Linked DNA regions of Homo sapiens: region 2 is linked to region 1. A link is a contact called in ENCODE Hi-C or POLR2A ChIA-PET data. All regions are on one chromosome and are shown on one strand. The core of a region is the stretch at or near the end of the contact, and the rest is flanking DNA. Distances in the headings are between cores, read along the strand shown.

What was found. Hi-C counts contacts between places; a loop is a spot of excess contacts on that map. ChIA-PET counts read pairs that join two places held with the same protein, here RNA polymerase II (POLR2A).
Region 2: a loop to region 1 is called in a map of IMR-90, with 5 times the contacts of the local background. The contact joins the enhancer-like site here to the promoter of LINC02349 in region 1. A Hi-C loop is called at or near these places in 1 of 168 maps with a recorded cell type or tissue (IMR-90). POLR2A ChIA-PET finds 5 or more read pairs at or near these places in 4 of 52 experiments (A673, MCF 10A, OCI-LY7 and 1 more).

Annotation. Positions count from the first base shown.
Region 1 is chr15:61,728,043-61,731,712 of GRCh38, reverse strand. It overlaps LINC02349 (long intergenic non-protein coding RNA 2349), which reads right to left and starts at 1,795. Exons shown (of 2, transcript NR_146448.1): 1 at 1,709-1,795; 2 at 324-1,131.
Region 2 is chr15:61,763,187-61,766,856 of GRCh38, reverse strand. No RefSeq gene overlaps it. Among named protein-coding and RNA genes, the nearest start is that of LINC02349, 35 kb to the right of the region's middle. Within about 2 kb of position 1,659, at least 2 of the 41 ENCODE cell types and tissues checked have a DNase peak (open chromatin) inside an H3K27ac peak, as active enhancers do.

The DNA.
Region 1 (3,670 bases), core at 546-3,045:
TGCAAGTGGCAGCTTCTGGGAAAGAAATTCTTATTTGTGGGCTTGAAAAGGTGGTAAGACAAAGTGCTCCCTCTCCTCCTCCACCCCCCACCAAGGATGAAGAGGACAAGCAATTGATTTCTGAGGCAGGCGATCTCTAAATGATTGTGTACTCCCTGATAATTTGGGGAGCTGCTAACATTTATGGAAATGGGAATATATTTAAATTCAAACATATAATTTCTAGCTATTTCCAACCTCCCATATGTGTATCGCCAAAAGTGAATTTTGAGAGCAGTAGTGGGAAAATACTGCCTGGGGATAAAGAAAAGTTACTGCAGGAGTCTGGTTTCTATATTAATTTATTTCACAATAAGAGCAAATTCCTTTCCCTAGGGGAGTATTTGACAGAGTAATTGCACTAGGGAACAGTCACTGTTTCATTTCGTTTTCTTTCTCTCTTTTAAACTTTCTTTGTGAAGCAGAGTGTCATAAATCTTCCTGAAAGAGCAGCTTAAGCAAGATATGTGGGCCGTGAGATACAGGTTTTATTTGTGTGTGTGTGTACAAGTATATGATGAATATATACACATTCACTCATTCATTGTTGGATTTCAGAATGACATTTTCAACAATTAAAAGTGAAAGTTAAAATTTTTGAGATTAGAGGTACTATGAAATGCATCTTTCCAGATTTAGAGAGGGTAAGAGAACACATGCCATCTACATATTACTGATCAGGAGCAAAAACCATAGACCTAAGCTTGACTTGCATTGCTTCTGACCCAAGTAGTAATGATTTTCTTATAAAGATTTGTAAACATTTCAGTTGTATCTATAATACAAATTTTAGTCAACAAACTCCTATACCTGTGATGGTTTTAATGGTCAATATCCAGTTATTAATTAAAAAAATGCTTAAAGGTAGACAGATCTGAGAGGCATGTCTTTCTGAGCTCTAGCGTTTGATTGAGAACTGGGCTCCAGTATCCTGTAAAACGCAGCAGCCTCCTGGTTCCAGACTCCTTCGCACCATCCCCAGGGTCTTAGTACTGTCACAGGCTCTTGTTAAGGTCTGGAAAACCTCTAATAAACTCAGCTGCACCAAGGTTTAGAGACTGAAGATGCTGTTCCTCCCAGGAGCATTTGTAGCTGCAAAGACAACACAAGCCAGAGGGACGGATTCCACTATTAGAAACATGGAGTTTCATGCGTGAGGAGGATGTATTTCAGGATGGGAGGTTTTCTGGCATACCTCAGTTATTATCATGAACAAAGCATGCACGTAATGCTCACATGCTGCATTCTGCAAGGAAAACGAATGTTTACAAAAATAAAAGCATTACAAAAAGTTTAAAAAGTAAGAGAGGTAATCAAAGGCACCAAAAAAATAAGAAGAGAAAAATAAATTGATTCTAAAGGGAGGAATAACAGTTCAAACAGACATTACATTATGATATTATTACCATTATTTTCATTACTACAAAGACAATATAACACCAAGAAAGTTAGGAAACTGACAAAAATAGTTTTCATACTCCTTTTCCCAGTAGGAAAATTACTCTTTTTTAAAAAATTATGTTCCAACAATCTCATTTTCTAGATTAAGAAACCGTTATTGAAAAAATTAACTCATGTGCTGATGATTACCCAGGTCAGACAGAACTCACCAAGACTGACAAACAGGACCTACTTTTAAGGAAGCGTTATAAATTATTTTGGAAAGTACCTTGCTGATTTTCAGGTGCCATCAACTCATGCCAGCCTGTGTCCAATAAAGACTCCATGATCGAAACATTGCATTGGATTGCATTCTCTCTGGCTTACAATAGGAATGAGAATCCTTTATGAGCATCTCCATAGCCCTAGAACAAATTATGAAAGGAAAACTGGGACAGATGCCAGCATTCCTAACTCAAAGCCCAGCTCATCCCCTTCTGCACTTTGCTACTTTTATTGATTGAATTGTTAAGTCTAGAATGGATGCTGTTCATAGTTTTCTCTGCATGATTTGTCCTTTTAGATAAGGGTGGTGCTTCTTTTCATGGGAAAATAAGTTTAGGTTGGGAACAAAAAGGAGCAGCTCTGTGGGGAAGTTAATATTATGACCTTTGATAGCAGACGAGACTATCAGAAGGTTGAGTGGGGAGACTGAGTCAGGCCCTGACTTAGGCCTTCACCCTTCCAAAGCCCATGCTGTCAAACACTATGTCAAGGCAGAAAATCCGTAGGAGGCATGGTATTGCTCCTCAATTCTGTGTCTTGCCAGACATTGCTAGTTGAGATACTGTTTTCTCTTGAGTCCAGATAGCCTCAGAATCTTTTCAACACATCACAGTTACTACCAACCAATGCAAACTGACTGTTTGTGTGAAACCTATTGGCCACCACAACTGCAAACCTCCCCTGAATTAGGCTTATATGGTGGGTAGAGCCCGGAACATCTGCCTGGATCACTTATGTGAGTTTGTGAGCAAATGCCTTAAACTTTCAGAGCACAATTCTCCATATTATAAAGGGGAAAAATCCTACCCCTTTCCAAGGCTGGTGTAAGGGACACATCAAATAAGAAGACACATTTAAGAGCACCTGGTAAACTGTTCAAATTGAAGGATAATAATAAAAATAATTAGTTTTACAGATGAGAAAAATTGGTTTTGCTTACACGATTCACTCCTTTAGGTATTTACTACTTTTAACCCTTTTAAAAATAAGATTTAATATGCTCTTATATTAATTATCTCATTTAAAGCCTAGACACACAGAAGCAGGGATAGTTGCTAGAATTGTGGCATGAAGTTCCGCTAATGATTTTGTTTTCAGTTGCTCCCTTTCTACATAATAATATTGTTACCTTTCCTGGATACATGAGGGTTTCTTTAATTACTGTGAAGTAGGTCCCTTTTTGTTTCTTGGGTAGTATAGCTTCATCTCTCTTTCCATGCTCATAGCATGGGGAAATTGAGGAGCAGGACTATTTACAAAAGCATGAGTAAGGTGAAAGACCACCACCAAAGGAAGTGCCCTACCCTAGGGCTAAAATCAGTGGGGGAACTGTTACCTCTTGGGCTTGCAGAGGGACAGGAGAGGGCGGTCACTACAACCCGGAGAGGATGGCCATTCAGAACCCTGGCCTTTGGCAGAGGAATAACTGCAGCTGGTGCCACCCTTTGACCCAGTAGAAAGGGAACCCAGAGCTTAGAAGGCACAGGAGGTGTTGGTGGGATCCTTGTGCTCTGTCTCTTGGGCACAGAGAGGTGGGCTAGGGAGAGACTAGGGTACACAGAGGACACCCGGAGCAGTAGGCATTCAGAGGGGAGAGCAGAGTGGTGCTTAGAGGAATTAGATTTATTAGGGGCTATGGCAAGATGTAAAGAGTAGAGGAGAAAGAGGACCCTGTGACCCCAATGTCTTGACCATCCAGTTGGGAAGCATGTGGCCTTATATTGTGGAGAGATGCCAGACTGAATCACTCTTCTGGAGGCAACGTGGAGACCCAACATGAAGATCTGAAACCAACCATACATTCTCCTAGGCTCTCCAAGCTCCATCTCTGAAGAGGGTGGGATTACCAGAAAGGTAATATCTGCACTAAACTTCCTTAGTTCCTGATGGAAACATCCTCCCAGGGCAGTGATAGAATCCTCTGTCCTCCATGTTTTACCAAGGATTGAGCTTTTTGAGAAGTCAC
Region 2 (3,670 bases), core at 410-2,909, 35 kb before region 1:
CACTTGTCAACAAGAATGTTGCCACAGGTGTCTTTATTTTTCTCATTCCCTGCATGAGGAAGCATAAGGAGAATGAGTGGGTTACCTGTGACTTGACAACTGGTATAAGGAAGAGCCCATACTCACAGCCTGGCCCCAAAGCCTATTGAGCAGCTTGGAGCTTCTAGGCAATCAGTGATTCAGTTTGATTGCTAAGGAGGGAACAGCAGTGGATTATGCTGGAAAGGAAGTTTGAGACTCCATTGTGGTGGGCCTCGAATGCCACTCAAAAGTTAGATTTTTTTGTTTTCTTTTGTTTTGTTTTGAGATAGAGTCTCACTCTATCACCCAGGCTGGAGTGCAGTGGTCTGATCTCAGATCATTGCAATCTCTGCCTCCCAGTTTCAAAAGATTTTCCTGCCTTAGCCTCCCAAGTAGCTAGAACTACAGGTGTGCGCCACCACACCTGGCTAATTTTTGTGTTTTTAGTACAGACAGGGTTTCCCCATGTTGGCCAGGCTGGTCCAAAAGTTAGATCTTGATCTTCTCAAACTAGGGTCTCCTGACTAAGACCTACTCCTTTCTGGGGGTGTGCTAGGCAGTCCACTAGGGCACAGTGAAACATTAAGATTTCTGTTTAGATTTGTAAACCTCCTCCTTTCTAAATATATTTTTGTTAATGTTTTATAATATGTTAATATATTTGCAGAGTGAGACATGGATATATATACATAGACATATATTCACTCACACATATATATCTCAAAATGGTTTTTATTGATAATAGTGCAATGATGCTTTTCGAGCAAGGCGGTATCATGAGGACAGCAAATGTTTAGGGAAATTAATTGTGTGTAACATAGCTGGGGACATGAAGAGAGCCCTTGTTCCCAAGGTATTGTGAACATACCAGCGAGTCTGTTTTGGATGGGGGAGCTGAAGTTAGAAAATATGAGTGAAAATACCCTAAAAATATAAAATAAACAAGAAAGCATACTAAAAAAATGCAAACAGAATTCATATTTAAAACTTCTCAACAGCTGATTCTAGGTACTTGGAAATCAAGGACTCCGTTAAAGGCTGAGAGGGGAAGCCTAAAAAGTAAGATGAGGAATTTGGAACGGATGCTGAGGAAACCCTTTTCAGATCTGCCTGAGCAGATTTTGAATTGTTTATGTATTTGGCATTCCTACTGTCTATTCTAGAATCATTAAAGCCCTAAATGTGGAAAAATACAAACACTGTAGAAAGCAGAGCTGTGCTTTGAAACACTAGAGTGAGTTTTTAAGGCATCTTTACCTTTTTATACAGGATAGCATTTATCATTTTGTGGTCCAGCGCTGATAAAACTTTCACAGAAAGGCGCGGGGGAAGGAAATGGCCGTGTGAAGAAACTGACTACCCAAGCATTAATAAGTAGGAAGTTCCATTTGTTCTCAACCTCCTCAAGCTTCAACATTTTTTATGCCCAGAAGTGAAGACGACGTTTTCTTGTTTTTTCAAACTGAGCTGAACCTGTGTTTCAGGAGCTCTGGCTTTATACGCTTTTATTTTACACGGAACAAAGTGGCAAACTTTCTAATTTAGTTAAAATTCCTGTAACTTAAGAAGCAGTTAAAAAGGATCTTGGTGCAGAACAGTCTGTTTGCCAGAGTGAGGACTCCACTGGCGTGACAACTATTTTTAGGGAGAACGCTGGCAGGCAGCATTCTAATGAAAGGGACAACAGAAGTACTCTAAATGCCTTCCCTCTTTGTCCAACCTAGACTGGTGAGAGGGCTGGTTTTACAATCGCATTTTCCCTAGTTCAAAGATGTCATGTATCTGCGCATATTTCATGTGTTTAAAAAGCTGCTAAGTTCCATGGAGGGGTAAAAATAACCATTTTAAAATCCATGGCTTAATAGTCATTGTTGGTTGGTCAGGATTGATCGGTTCTTGGCTCAGGGAAAGTTGGATTGAGAGACATCAAATATTAAGTAGGAGTTTAATTAAAGAAAGCATTGAGTAAACCTGTGTCACTGTAAATAAGTAAAATTCAAACTTTTCCTGGGGGAAATAATGCATTTATTGTTAACGAATGTCTTTGTTGAAGGCAAGAGATTTTTTTTGTTGTCATTAGAACAAAGGATTCTACTTAAACAACAGAAGGGTAAACAGGACATTCCTCATTGCTGCCTCTGGCTTTGGGTTTCTTGTGGGTTGGCTTCTTGTAAGAATTCTGGCGGGAGTGGGAAAGGGCAGAGGGAGCCCTGAGCTGGGTGGAGGTCAGGAGACTTGGGTCTGGCTAATCGCTGTCAAGAACTGATTCTTCAGCGTGACCTTGAGCAAAACCTTCTGCTCTTGGGTCTTGATTTCTTCTCCTGTCATATGGCATGGTGCTTCCCGAGGCTCCCTCTAGCTCTAAGTGTGTGACTCTGTATCTGTAGTTTTCTAGGTTTCTTCTCTTTTCACTAGACAACACGAGAGTAACTTTTCTTTCATCTGGCAACAGAGCCCTCCTCTGGCCTGGTCCTGTACTCTACTTATGAAACTTTGGCTATCCACACTGTCGACCTCATCTTGATTTCATTTGTTTAAACATAAGATGAGTCAATTAGTAGTAGTAGAAGTGTTTAAAAAAGATAACCATATGTAGCTGAGGATGAGGTATGGACCTATGAAATGCAGTGTGGTGACTGGTAGAACAGGCACTGGAGGAAGCACCAGAGAAAGGGCCACTTATTCTGTCTGGGGTGGGTGTGGTTGCATGTCTTTAAAGAGGCTTCCAGGTCAACTGAGAGGCAGTATGGCGTTAGAACCCAGCCTGCCTGTGTTCTGTTCTTGGTTCTGTCACTCACTGGCTGTGTGATTTAGGGCAAGTTTCTGCATTTCTTTGTAACTCAGTTTTCTCACTTGTAAAATAGGGATAAGGTTAGTAATTACTTCATAGGATTGTTGTAACGATTAAGTGAATGAATGTATGTAATATATATAGAACACAGCCAGACAGTTAGTAAGTATTCCTTGAATGTAAGATTTTTTTTTTTTTTTTTTGAGACAGAGTCTCACTGTGATGCCCAGGCTGGAGTGCAGCAGCGTGAACTCAGCTTACTGCAGCCTCTGCCTCCTGGGTTCACGCAATTCTCCTGCCTCAGCCTCTTGAATAGCTGGAACTACAGGCACCTGCCACCATGCCCAGCTAATTTTTCTATTTTTGGTGGAGACGGGGTTTCCTCATGTTGGCCAGGCTGGGCTCGAACTCCTGGGCCCCAGTAATCCACCTGCCTCAGCCTCCCAAAGTGCTGAGATTACAGGCATGAGCCACTGTGCGGCCTGAATGTCAGGTATGATGTGATTGTGCGATTAATGCCTGGCTCCTCCACCAGCATGTGAGCCCCAAGGAAACAGGGAACATCATAGTTCCTAGTGCTTATCAAAGTCTGCCGTATGATAAGTACCCAATAAATAATTGCCAAATCCATGAATTTGCTATTTGGGATCTCCTATTGGACATTAGCCAGTATTCCCCTTTTTTCATGACAATACACCCCATTCACTGATCTCACAAGGCTGCCTGTCCCTACTCGTTGATGAAACGAGCACAATAAAATCTATCGAAATTAATTCTGATACAGTTAGCAAATGTCTCATACAACTATATTCTTAGGTCCTTGCAAACGATGGGTGTCTTTGTCTTATCAGCCTGTAG